2 separate regions of the Homo sapiens genome follow, and region 1 is linked to region 2. The links are chromatin loops, found by intact Hi-C in ENCODE. Cell type or tissue: ascending aorta. All regions are shown on one strand. Each heading gives the region's core, and the rest is flanking DNA. Links, peaks and the distances in the headings are about the cores only.

Region 1 (5,385 bases), core at 361-5,360, 310 kb before region 2:
CTTTCGGGAGATGTTTTTCTCCTGTACAGAAATACCTATCACCGATGCGTGCATGCCATGATGTCTTGGCATGTCCTCCACAGCTAAAAGCCAACTGTACTCTTTATTGTTGGAGCGTGTCTGCCCTAGTGCAATCACCTTTTCCTCCGACCCACTTCATTTTTGGAAAGGTGGAATGATGAACTCTGGAAAGAGGACTGCTTTACTTGAGATTAAAGAGAAAAATGCAAAGAAAAGCCATTCACTTTACTTCTCAAATATTTCTTTCACCTAAACACGTGCTTAAGGGCACATTCTTCAAGGTACTTGTGGGATACCTCTAGCCCCAAACCCAAATTCATGGGATTATAAAGAAGAGCAGAAAGCCTAGCAGAGCAGAGGTCAGAAGAGCTGGATTTTGGTCCTCTTCTGTAACTCAGTGGATTGTCTTCAATAAATTATCCTAAACCTGAATTTCCACATCTGTTACAGGATGTTGCACTCATCTCTCAGAAGGTTCTGTGAAGCTCAACTGAGATTATGCATCTGAAAATAATGAAGTGTAATTGAAATGTAAGATGTATCTTCCTTCTCTTTCTCCTTCACAATGGGGTCATTAACAATATATCTAACTCCCTGGGTTTCCTCTAACGTTAGAAAGTTTTTGAAGTCTTTATATTCAGCTTTATATTCAGACTGCCCATATTAAGATAAATTATTTTTAAGTGAATCCTAAATTAAACACTGAAGCATCTTTCAACTGAAGAACCTAGAAGAAGATTCTCATTAAATACTGATTCTTCCTAAACAAATAAACTAAGACTCAGAATAGCATTAACTGACATCCTTAATTACAAAAATACTTTTGGCTTTGAATTCCCGGTTCCATTCCATATTATTTATTTACACTATAAACTATAAAGTTCAATATTTAAAGGTTTGTTAATTCTAATTCGTAAGTGATCAAAATCCTTCACTGTATACCACTTTCTTTTTCTTTTTCTTTTCTTTTTTTTTTTTTAGAGACGGAGTCTCACTCTTTTGCCTAGGCCGGACTGCAGTGGCACTATCTCGGCTCACTGCAAGCTCCAACTCCCGGGTTCATGCCATTCTCCTGCCTCAGCCTCCCGAGTAGCTGGGATTACAGGTGCCCGCCACCGTGCCTGGCTACTTTTTTTGTATTTTTAGTAGAAACGGGGTTTCACCATGTTAGCAAAGATGGTCTCGATCTCCTGACCTCGTGATCCACCTGCCTCGGCCTCCCGAAGTGCTGGGATTACAGGCGTGAGCCATCGCACCCGGCCCACTTTTTTAACTACCTACAATAGTCTTCACTGAGCCTACACTTCAAAGTAATGTGGTTTCAGATGCAAAGTACAGGTAAGCATCATTTCCAGAGTCATGAACTCAGAAACCAGTGATCCAAGGGATATACTCTAGGCAGGCAGAAGCCATAGTAGTAACACCAGAATAAGTCTGCCAGACCTTAGATGCATGAGATGTGCGATCTCAAACTTGCCACTATCACGAGCCCATAGGGACTTAGGACTTAGAGTTCTAAGGACTTAGGGTTGGGGTGAGACAATTTGGCTAGAGGATCCCATTTGGGCTCTAGCAGTTGGCACAGAATATCCCACTATGACTAGCAGTGATACCTACCCTGGGCTGAGCTTTCTCAGGTTCACTTTTCAGGGGAGTGGCATCTTCACTCCTGATCTCCACAGGTGTTTTTGCAAGGACCTGTCCTTCTGGCCAATGTCAGGGTATGCTTAGAAGACATGGGCTACAGTTTCCAAATATGTGCAAATATTGTTCTTTTCTCCACCACTCAGCTTGTATTTTATAGTTCACGGCATATGGGGCCGATTTAAGAGCTCTGGAAAAATAACTGTGATGCTAGTGATTTAAGGAATAGTTGCATATCAACAGAAACTACAGTTGCTGCTTACTATTTGAAAGACTGTCAAAGGAGTGGCCATGGACCCTATCGGACATGCTGAATTTTGGAGTGTGTGTCTGTACCTGAAGCTAAGTGCTCAGCTATATCTTGTTAACTTCATTTTTAATAATCGTTAATAAATTATTATTAGAAAAATAATGAGCTCAGTATTTACCAAGACAGATCCTTCCTGTGGCATCCAAAGTCATTCCACTGGGACACTGACACTTGAATGACCCCCTAGTGTTAACACACAGGCCATTTTTACACACTCCTGGGAACACTTCACATTCATCTATATCTAAAAAGAAAAAAAAAGTATAAAGTTAATATATCTTTATAATATCATTCTACCTTATTCTACTCATAGAGTCATAATTATTCCCCATTTTGAACCTGGTAAGTTCATAAAACTAGTTTGCCTACAAGTAGTTTGTGTAGAATTTCTAGGGTGCCTGAATAGCAACCAGAACGAGCCCACCTATTACTAAATATGTAAGAGTTTCTCCATTGGTTTCAGGGAATAACTTTTGAGTTGTAGAGACAGGCAGCTGGTGTGAGTTCTTGGAGACAGCTCTGGTAGCTGCGGACATTTCAGGTAAGGTTCCCAGCAATATAATTTGCTTTATGAGACCAGATGTCTGGAAATGAGTAGAGAAGCAAAAACCTGGTTTTTCAAACTAGCAAAGAAGAAACAGCTTGAAGTTCAGCATAGAAAAATATCCCACCAAGGAATATGTGGGCCAGTGAAGGGTCTCTTTTAAGAAGTTCTGATAAATCACCAGAAAATGTACAATCAATTCTAACTCAGCCATGGTCTCAGGCTGTTCTGTCCATGCTTTGGTCTCAGCTTGGGTTGAGGGGAATTAAAAGATACTCATGTTCATTCATTCATCATTCATCCAATCTCTCTCAAATGTACCAGTCCTTCCCAGTTTGCCTAATGGAGAGCAATATGTTCTCTGCACTTAATTTGGAAAAGTATTCACCACCAAGTTAATCAAAAGAAAGGCACTTACTTGCCAATGCCAAAAAAAAAAGAGGGGGGAACATTAGCTAAGAAACTCATACACACTGTGTCTCTATTTAGAAGAAATAACTTTCCACAACAGGAATGTTGAAAAAATATTCTGAATCTTTCCTTGTAAGAGAGATCAATGGGGAGAGGGTGGAATCTACCTTTTTGGGTTTTTTGTTTTGTTTTGGCCACTTGTACAACAAAATATGCTGCTGAGGTCAGATAAGTTATTAACAGCGGGTCTGGACCAGAGAAAGGCCAAAGGATTCAGTCATCATTTGGAAAGCAAGACCTTGGGTGGGGGTTGTAGTGTGCCTCTTTGTTTTAACAGGGAAAAAACTTCATTTCATCCCACATATGGGACTAATTGCTGTTTTTAAAATTTTTCAGCTGCTGTGTCATGTCAGGTTGTGTTAGTCACCATGACCTATGTCTATCTGAAACTCCAGGAGAAAGAATCACAGCAAACTGAAGAAACTCCATGCAGACTTTCAACAAAGAGAAAACAGAATGTGTCCTTCTAAATCACCCATGACTGTGAAACAAACAAATAAAAAATGCCAGGACAAACCAAAGAAAGGCAAATTTTACAGACTCATCAAAAACTTCCTGTTTTTCTCTTCCTGATAGCATTTTGAAAGTGCAGTCTCTCTAAACTGCGATCAACCTAAAACATTTTCAGCCACCCACCCTGTCCTTTGGACATAGCGTTCTGACACTAGCAACAGTATATATATGCTTGTGAAATTAACAGCTGTTCCGTTTTGTAGTTCTCATTATTTTTTTTCTCTGCTGCATATTTCTCCCTGTGAAGTTATATGACAGCTTTATCCAGTCCGAGTTAACACAAACATTCATTATGCACACAAAAATGTATGGTTTATAAGTAATCAGAAATACCTTCACATTGTGTTCCTTTAATTCTTGAGTACCCTTTACCACATATGGGATCTGTAATAAAAAGCGAAAAACAAAACAGAAAACAAATTTGAGATAACAATATCCAGACTTTGCAGTTCTGACATAGTGTAAGAAACATGAAAGATGACCTGGAACATGAAGTAGATTGTGTTGCTATAAGTATGAGATAACAAAATGTTTCTGCGATTGCATAGGTGAGGAAGAACAGTAATGAAATGTCTCCTCAAATAAAGCTCAATTCCACTAAGATACTCCAAAAGACACAGACGTGCCCTATAGATCATGTTAAAGTGATAGCTAAGAGGGAAACTGAAGGTAGCTTTCTCTCTTGCTGTTCACCTGAAAATAGGAATCACACTATAGAATTACTTTAACCTGAATATAGAAAACTCAAGTCTATAATTTGGAGATCTCATGGCCTCCAGCATTCACATAAATTTACACATTTATATATTTAAACATTAAATCAGCAAAACCATGAGCAAGGTTCTCAAACCTCAAGTTCCCAACAGATTTAGAAGTTCACCAGAAACCCTTATGAAGTTTAGTCATGAATACCGGTTTCTTTACATCAATTAGCTTTTTGAAAGATAATCTGTACCTATAAAAAGCTCAGAACCCCTAACCACAAGGTTCCCAAGAGAGCTGGCAGGCACTGGTGCTCCAGGGAAGCAACACAAACTAACCACATTACAATGTGAAGATAGAAAATAATAAATGAACAAAATCACATAAAATTTGACACTTCTTATTTCCCATTCAGCAATATGTTCGGGGCCATCAGGATTAAATCTTTGAAAATTCTCATGTGAGCCTAGATAAATGAAATACTAGGCTTCCCCTTTTTATGCAAAGACCATTGGAGTGGTATAGGAACCACAGCATGGGTTTCTCTTACCAACTTGGCATAGGGTGCACGGGCTTCCCCACGCAGCACCGAGGGAGGAGCAGCACTGGGACTTTAAGGTGGCTCCATTGATGTTGATCTCACATCGCCCATCAATGACAGTCTGCCAGCAAGTGCCCTTGATGGTTTCTGCAGAGGAGGGAATAATATTTAATAGAATCTATATAAAAATTCAAACATACACCTTGGAATTATAGACAAAAATAGCATTTGAAACAAGGAATAATGAAGTTTTTAATATTGTTCATCCATACTTAAATTCTTTTGCAGGAAAAGCTGACATTAAGTATAACAACATTGATAAACATAGAAAAATCATTCTCAGAAAGATAAATACCTATGCAGATGGTTTTTGTTGGATCCAAAGTACTTTCAGAAGAACATTCACAAATAAAAGAGCCTGGGCTGTTCTTGCAGACTCCATTAATGCAAGGACTTGATTCGCATTCATCAATGTCTGAAACAAAAACAGGTCTACATTACTGCTAAAATCTAGTCTTGGGCCTAAAAGAGTACTTCAACTTTGACCCCAATTGCTACTACATATCCTTAATCCCACACAGTAAAGCTGGGCTAAATAGTTTTTCCTACACTAGATGGAATGCCAAAATAATAACTCTA
Region 2 (5,385 bases), core at 210-5,209:
TTAGGATTTCAATAACTGTCTGCTATTGTCTTTCTTCAAAACCCAATATAATAATATTACCCTAAAAATCCCAATATAATGTATTTCTTAAATTATGTAACAATTAGAAGATCAAATATTATGTTACTAAATACTTTTTAGGGAAACTGTTTCTAATTACTTCTCTTTAAGAAACTAAGCACCAGTTTAATTGACAGCTTGATTAAATCCCTCCAAAGGACATAAATCAAACCCCATAACATTGTGCAAGTGGATTTTAAAGACTTTAAATACTTTGTAAAACCTTTCAGGAAAAAAAAAATGAGATGCTCCCTGGTCTATAGCATTTTTTTTCCACTTTACCTGTCATTAGTACAAAAGAAATGGAATGTGTCCATAAAACATATCTGAGTATTATATTAAGAATTACCAAAAAAAAAAGTTTCTTAAACAAAATATGTATAGTAAAAGTTAAATAAATATATTTTATGGAAGGTCTGAAAGGAATGCCCCAAATTCTTAACTGAGCTTTGGTGAAATAAAATTTGGGAATGGGAACAGAGTATGTTGGAGGTGGGTGGGAATACTTCCTCACTCTATATTTATTTCTCATATTCACTGGATGGGTTTTTTTTAAAGGGTTTCTCAATCCATTTGTCATCTAAAGATGCAACAAGAGAAAGATATTTTCTTCAATGAAAAGTTATCTTCATCTTTAAATCTTTTAACGCTAACATTAACACACAAGACCCTCATTAAATGCTCATCTCCACATGCAAGGTACTTGAAAAATCATTTTGAGAATTAGCCATATCAGAGTTGACTGAGAGATATAAAAAACAAGAAATACAAAAGACACAACATGAAAAACAAAACAGAACACATCAACATATTTGTACAAGACATGCCTCAAATGAAAGGTAGCAAAGCAATTCTACAAAGACACAAATGCACTAGAGAAAAAAGTTGCATCTATGAGGTCTTTTAAAAGTAGCACCACTTGTTGTCTAGAATTATGCATCACTGCTTTAAGGAAAAAGACTACCCCCACATGTTACACAAGGAAAAATAAAACAAATCTTTTATACTTACATTAAGTAAAGACTCCTGAACAGAAAGAATATTTTCTTGTAAACCTTCAGTAAGGTTCAAGTACATAGCCTTAAAATTCAGGGGCGCCTTGACAGGGACATCTGAAGAGTACATTGTTTTCCCCGCACAAAAACAAAAAACTACATAATAATTCAGCAGTTATTGTAGCTTTGTGACACCACAAAATTGGCATCCACAGAGAAAAATTAATTTGAGTATAAGCAATCAGCTAATCAAAATGCTTCTGGATACATACATAAACATCAACTAGCAAAATCATCCCTATAGTATTCAGAGTCTTGCAAGATATTTTACATATATGCTAACATTTTAAAATTGATCTTCAAAAAATTTATCCATCAAGTTCTTTGGCATAGCTGGGTCATATTCCCTGGCTTCTGTAAGTTTCAGGGCAGAGAAAAGCTAAATGAAGTCCTCCTAAATAAGGCCATTCAGGAACAAAATTCCACCTCCAGTGTTTCCATTTCCCAGGATCAAAGTGTGCCCTCCTCATATACATTGTCAAATTGCCCTTTGGTCACTAACCTTGTGCAATAAAACACAAAATTGCCGTATCTAGATATGCATGTTACCAAATACAGAAATTTAGAAACTATAAATTTTCCTCATTAAAGATCTATCAAACTTCCAAATACAGATTCAAGAACAGAAATAACAATCCTTATAAGTGATAAGATTTAATACCACTCATTAATTTAAAATTCATCAGACTGCTTTTTGGCAGCAAGCAGCAATCTCAACAGGATATTACTGTGTATTAACCGAGTTTAAAAATTTAACAGATACCTTCCCTGTAAGAAAGATAATTTGCCACTCTAAGGCTTCAGTTGAAATAAATTCAGAATCATTCTATAAACTCCCCTCCTTTTCTACTTCATGTTTCTTTCTTAAAAAGAAAAAAAAAGAGAGCATTTTACTCAAAGAACTTTGTTAACAAAACACTTTGCAATAACCCATGTAGAACATACAAAAGCCTACATTCAGGGGCAAATGTAAAACAGAGAACATGTAAACCTTTTGTTAGGATTTTCAACTTAAATTAACTAAACAGATTATCTTCAGAGCCTATAATCCTCAATATTCATGAAGGCAAGAGGCCTCAAGTTACAAACCATACAATAATCTTCTCCCAAGAGAAAGGGTAGCAAATGGAATACCTAACGGTCATATTCCCTTTGAACAGGTGACCTCTTAGTACGCTTCTAAAAAGATTCTGATATTTTCAAATATGAATTATTAAATAATGCTTTCATGGATACACGCTAAATGTAAACAAATACTAGCTTTACAACTCCCTCTAGTGGAAACAAAATATCAAAATGCTTCCGCAATTACATCAAACAAGGCAGTTAAAAAGTGGAAGAAAGGCTATGCAATGGAAACCTTGCCTCTAAAATACATGATGCTGAGCTCAATGGAGCTTTATTATTCTATTAGAGAAGTACCACTATAAAAACCAAGTCAGTATTGCCAAGTGCAAGTTTCTATCTGCCACCTGCTACCTAAACCATCTACCTTTCTACTCAAGATCATTTTCAAATATGTCATCACTAAATGACCCGTCAACACTAAATGATCCATCATCAGCAAATATTATCTTGATATCATAGATTACCAAGTATTTCTGCCCCAAATCACCAGCTCCAGAATATATACACACATAAATAGATAATTTTACTATCTGGAACCAACAACAATCACAGAGCTACTTCTGGTGACACTGCAGAAAGTACATGTCTACTCCAGCTGACTGTGAGAGTCCAAAATGGCAATCTTGTTTAAGCTGTGGCTTTACCAACAACTGAGAGGCTTATAACAAGCATGCCTATTACAAAAAGACCTTTATCTGGGGCTGGGTGCAGTGGCTCACACCTGTAATCACAGCACTTTGGGAGGCCGAGGCAGTTGGATCACCTGAAGTCAGGAGTTCAAGACCAGCCTGGCCAACATGGCAAAACCCTGTCTCTACTAAAAATACAAAAAAAATTAGCCAGGCATGGTGGTGCATGCCTCTAATCCCAGCTACTTGGGAGGCTGAGGCAGGAGAATCGCTTGAACCCGGGAGGCAGCGTCAGCCAAGATCCCGTGATTGCACTCCAGCATGGGCAACAGAGCGAGACTCCATCTCAAAAAAAAAAAAAAAGAACTATATCTCTGTAATATCCAACTGTGCAATCACAAGTATAGAGACTTAGGTGAAAAGCATTTTTGCAAAGTCATATTGTTACATTATGAGTGAGTTAATACAAGAGCTTCTGAATTATTTTCTGGGACAGCTTTATAAAGAAAAGTTTGCTTTGGATGATATCTCCTTCTTAGCAAGAAGGACAAGTATTACCAGCAGCTCTCAAGTGGTACAATCAGAAAATAATGCCCTCCAGTTAGTTAGGAGAAACATAAGTAATGTGTGACAATTAATTGATATTAACTGACGATACATATCTCTATGATGTCATCACTCTCACTGATCTACACCCTAATCTGCTCTGTCGACTATTTTTAAGAGATGAGAGTTTCAGTTGAAACACTGTGAGAAGCTGTGGTTTATGTACCTCTCTACTATGCCTTTATGCCTTGACTCACAGTGGGCCAACTTTTACTAATGTACCATTAAGAGTTGTAGCACTTTAGAAATACATTATAGGACGTTTCTAAAAAATTCTTGCTTTTTTTTTTCCCAAAATATGGGTATATTTGTGATGGTCTCTGGCTTGAGATCCACTGGTCTAAATATCCTCTAAATATTGAATAAAGTATTTACTAAATCCTTTCCTTTTTCTGAATGTTAAAGGCACTTTCTCCCTTTGACCTTCAATACAAACAATGGAGAGAATAGAAATGGAAAAAGCAAAATCATAATTGTAAAGCTGCTCATTAGGATGGCATGAAGGTTGGAATGGTGTATTCATTGGGATATGGGCCCATGTGGACAAAATCCCAACTGGCACCAAAACAACAAAATTAAACACAGCTTGGAAAAACATGCTGTATTAGCAACTAGCCTTTCATCCCAGGCAGTGAAAATCAGGACTATCCAACCATGTACCAAGACAGGCTCTCACAAACCCTTAGCAGGGTAGACTATGAGTCAGATGTGGTATGCCTGGTAAGCCTTATAGCACATCATCAGGGATAAAGGCATTCCTCCCACATCAGCAACTTGAACACAAAGTGATTCACTAAGTAGAGAAAGCAATATGCATTAGCCCACTGCTAACAGTTATAACCTAGCCACAATCCCAAAGCCACAGTCCCAAAGCTACCAACCAGGTAGACAGGATAAAACAGCTTTTTTTCTTTAATCTCTTAAGGCTGTGAACCATTTGGCTATTGCTGGGTCAGGAAGACTGAGACAGTTAAAAAAAACCTTCTAGATATGCATTCAAGCTTGGGTTTGACCACCCAATTTATTACTTTAACTTGTAGTGACAAAGTATACATACAGCTGAAGATTTGTGAACAGTTCCGAAGTTTGTTACTAAAATTTGAACCTCTCTAGCCTCTCATCTCACTTTTTCCCTTGCAGCAATTATTTTTTAAAGTAAAAATATTTTTATTAACATGAAGTTTTTTACAAATTTAACCATAATCATCATGTTAGAGTCAATTCAGCTATATATCCTTCCACTCTGCTAGAAATACTCATTCTTAGATACTTGATCTTTCAAGAACAACTTTTCCCCTGAAATTCCCTATCCCAGCATACAATCTATCAAAGAGGTGATCCCAAATAGCTGTTTTCTATATTATCTAGAATTAATTGCCTCCTTAACTAGTATCCCCTCTAAAATTTTAACCACACAATACACTGGCAGACCTATCTCTCTAATATATTTCTCAATGAAAAATCACCTGTCAAAATATTTTTTCTTCTTTACAGTAGTGATTATTTAAACTGACCTTCTCAAGAATCCCAGTGGCTAAACCCCAGCCAACTATCCAAGCCCAGTCATGAATACCTCATGCTGCAGGTTCAAAGTAACAGAAAATCCTCATTCCCATCCTTGCCACAATTGTTGTGAGGGGCCCTGCCAAAATCCGGAAACCCTCACCAGGGTCATAAACTCAAATGCCCTCAGGGCCCTGGCAGAGAATTTACCAGAGTGAAGCAGGCAGGTCTGAGTGCATAAGCCCATGTCTGTGTGAGAAGTGGGGACTGTGGCCAGCTGGGGAAGGAGAGCCACTGCTCAGTTCCAGCCCGCCTGCTGCCATGTGCAAATACAGGCCAGGTGTGGCCAGGGCTTTGGATGTTTTTTAGATAAGCCAGAGACTCTGCAGTGCTGCATAAAATTT

The links. Peaks named below come from ENCODE experiments on the same cell type or tissue, not always from the same donor. Only the 100,000 strongest peaks of a DNase experiment are listed, where the experiment ranks them.
Region 1: it touches region 2 in a loop (2.2-fold over the local background); 3 of 110 quality-filtered maps call a loop at or near these places.

The regions. Positions count from the first base shown.
Region 1 is chr15:48,490,368-48,495,752 of GRCh38, forward strand. It overlaps FBN1 (fibrillin 1), which reads right to left. Exons shown (of 66, transcript NM_000138.5): 21 at 5,102-5,221; 22 at 4,756-4,893; 23 at 3,837-3,887; 24 at 2,094-2,219. Among named protein-coding and RNA genes, the nearest start is that of FBN1, 150 kb to the right of the region's middle. In ascending aorta, for the core only: no CTCF peak of the experiment used is centred there; a DNase peak (open chromatin) is centred at 3,234; H3K27ac peaks cover 2,978 bases.
Region 2 is chr15:48,798,870-48,804,254 of GRCh38, forward strand. The region is part of intron 2 of CEP152 (centrosomal protein 152); the gene reads right to left. Among named protein-coding and RNA genes, the nearest start is that of CEP152, 9.5 kb to the right of the region's middle. In ascending aorta, for the core only: a CTCF peak has its summit at 2,376 (motif pointing left); no DNase peak of the experiment used is centred there.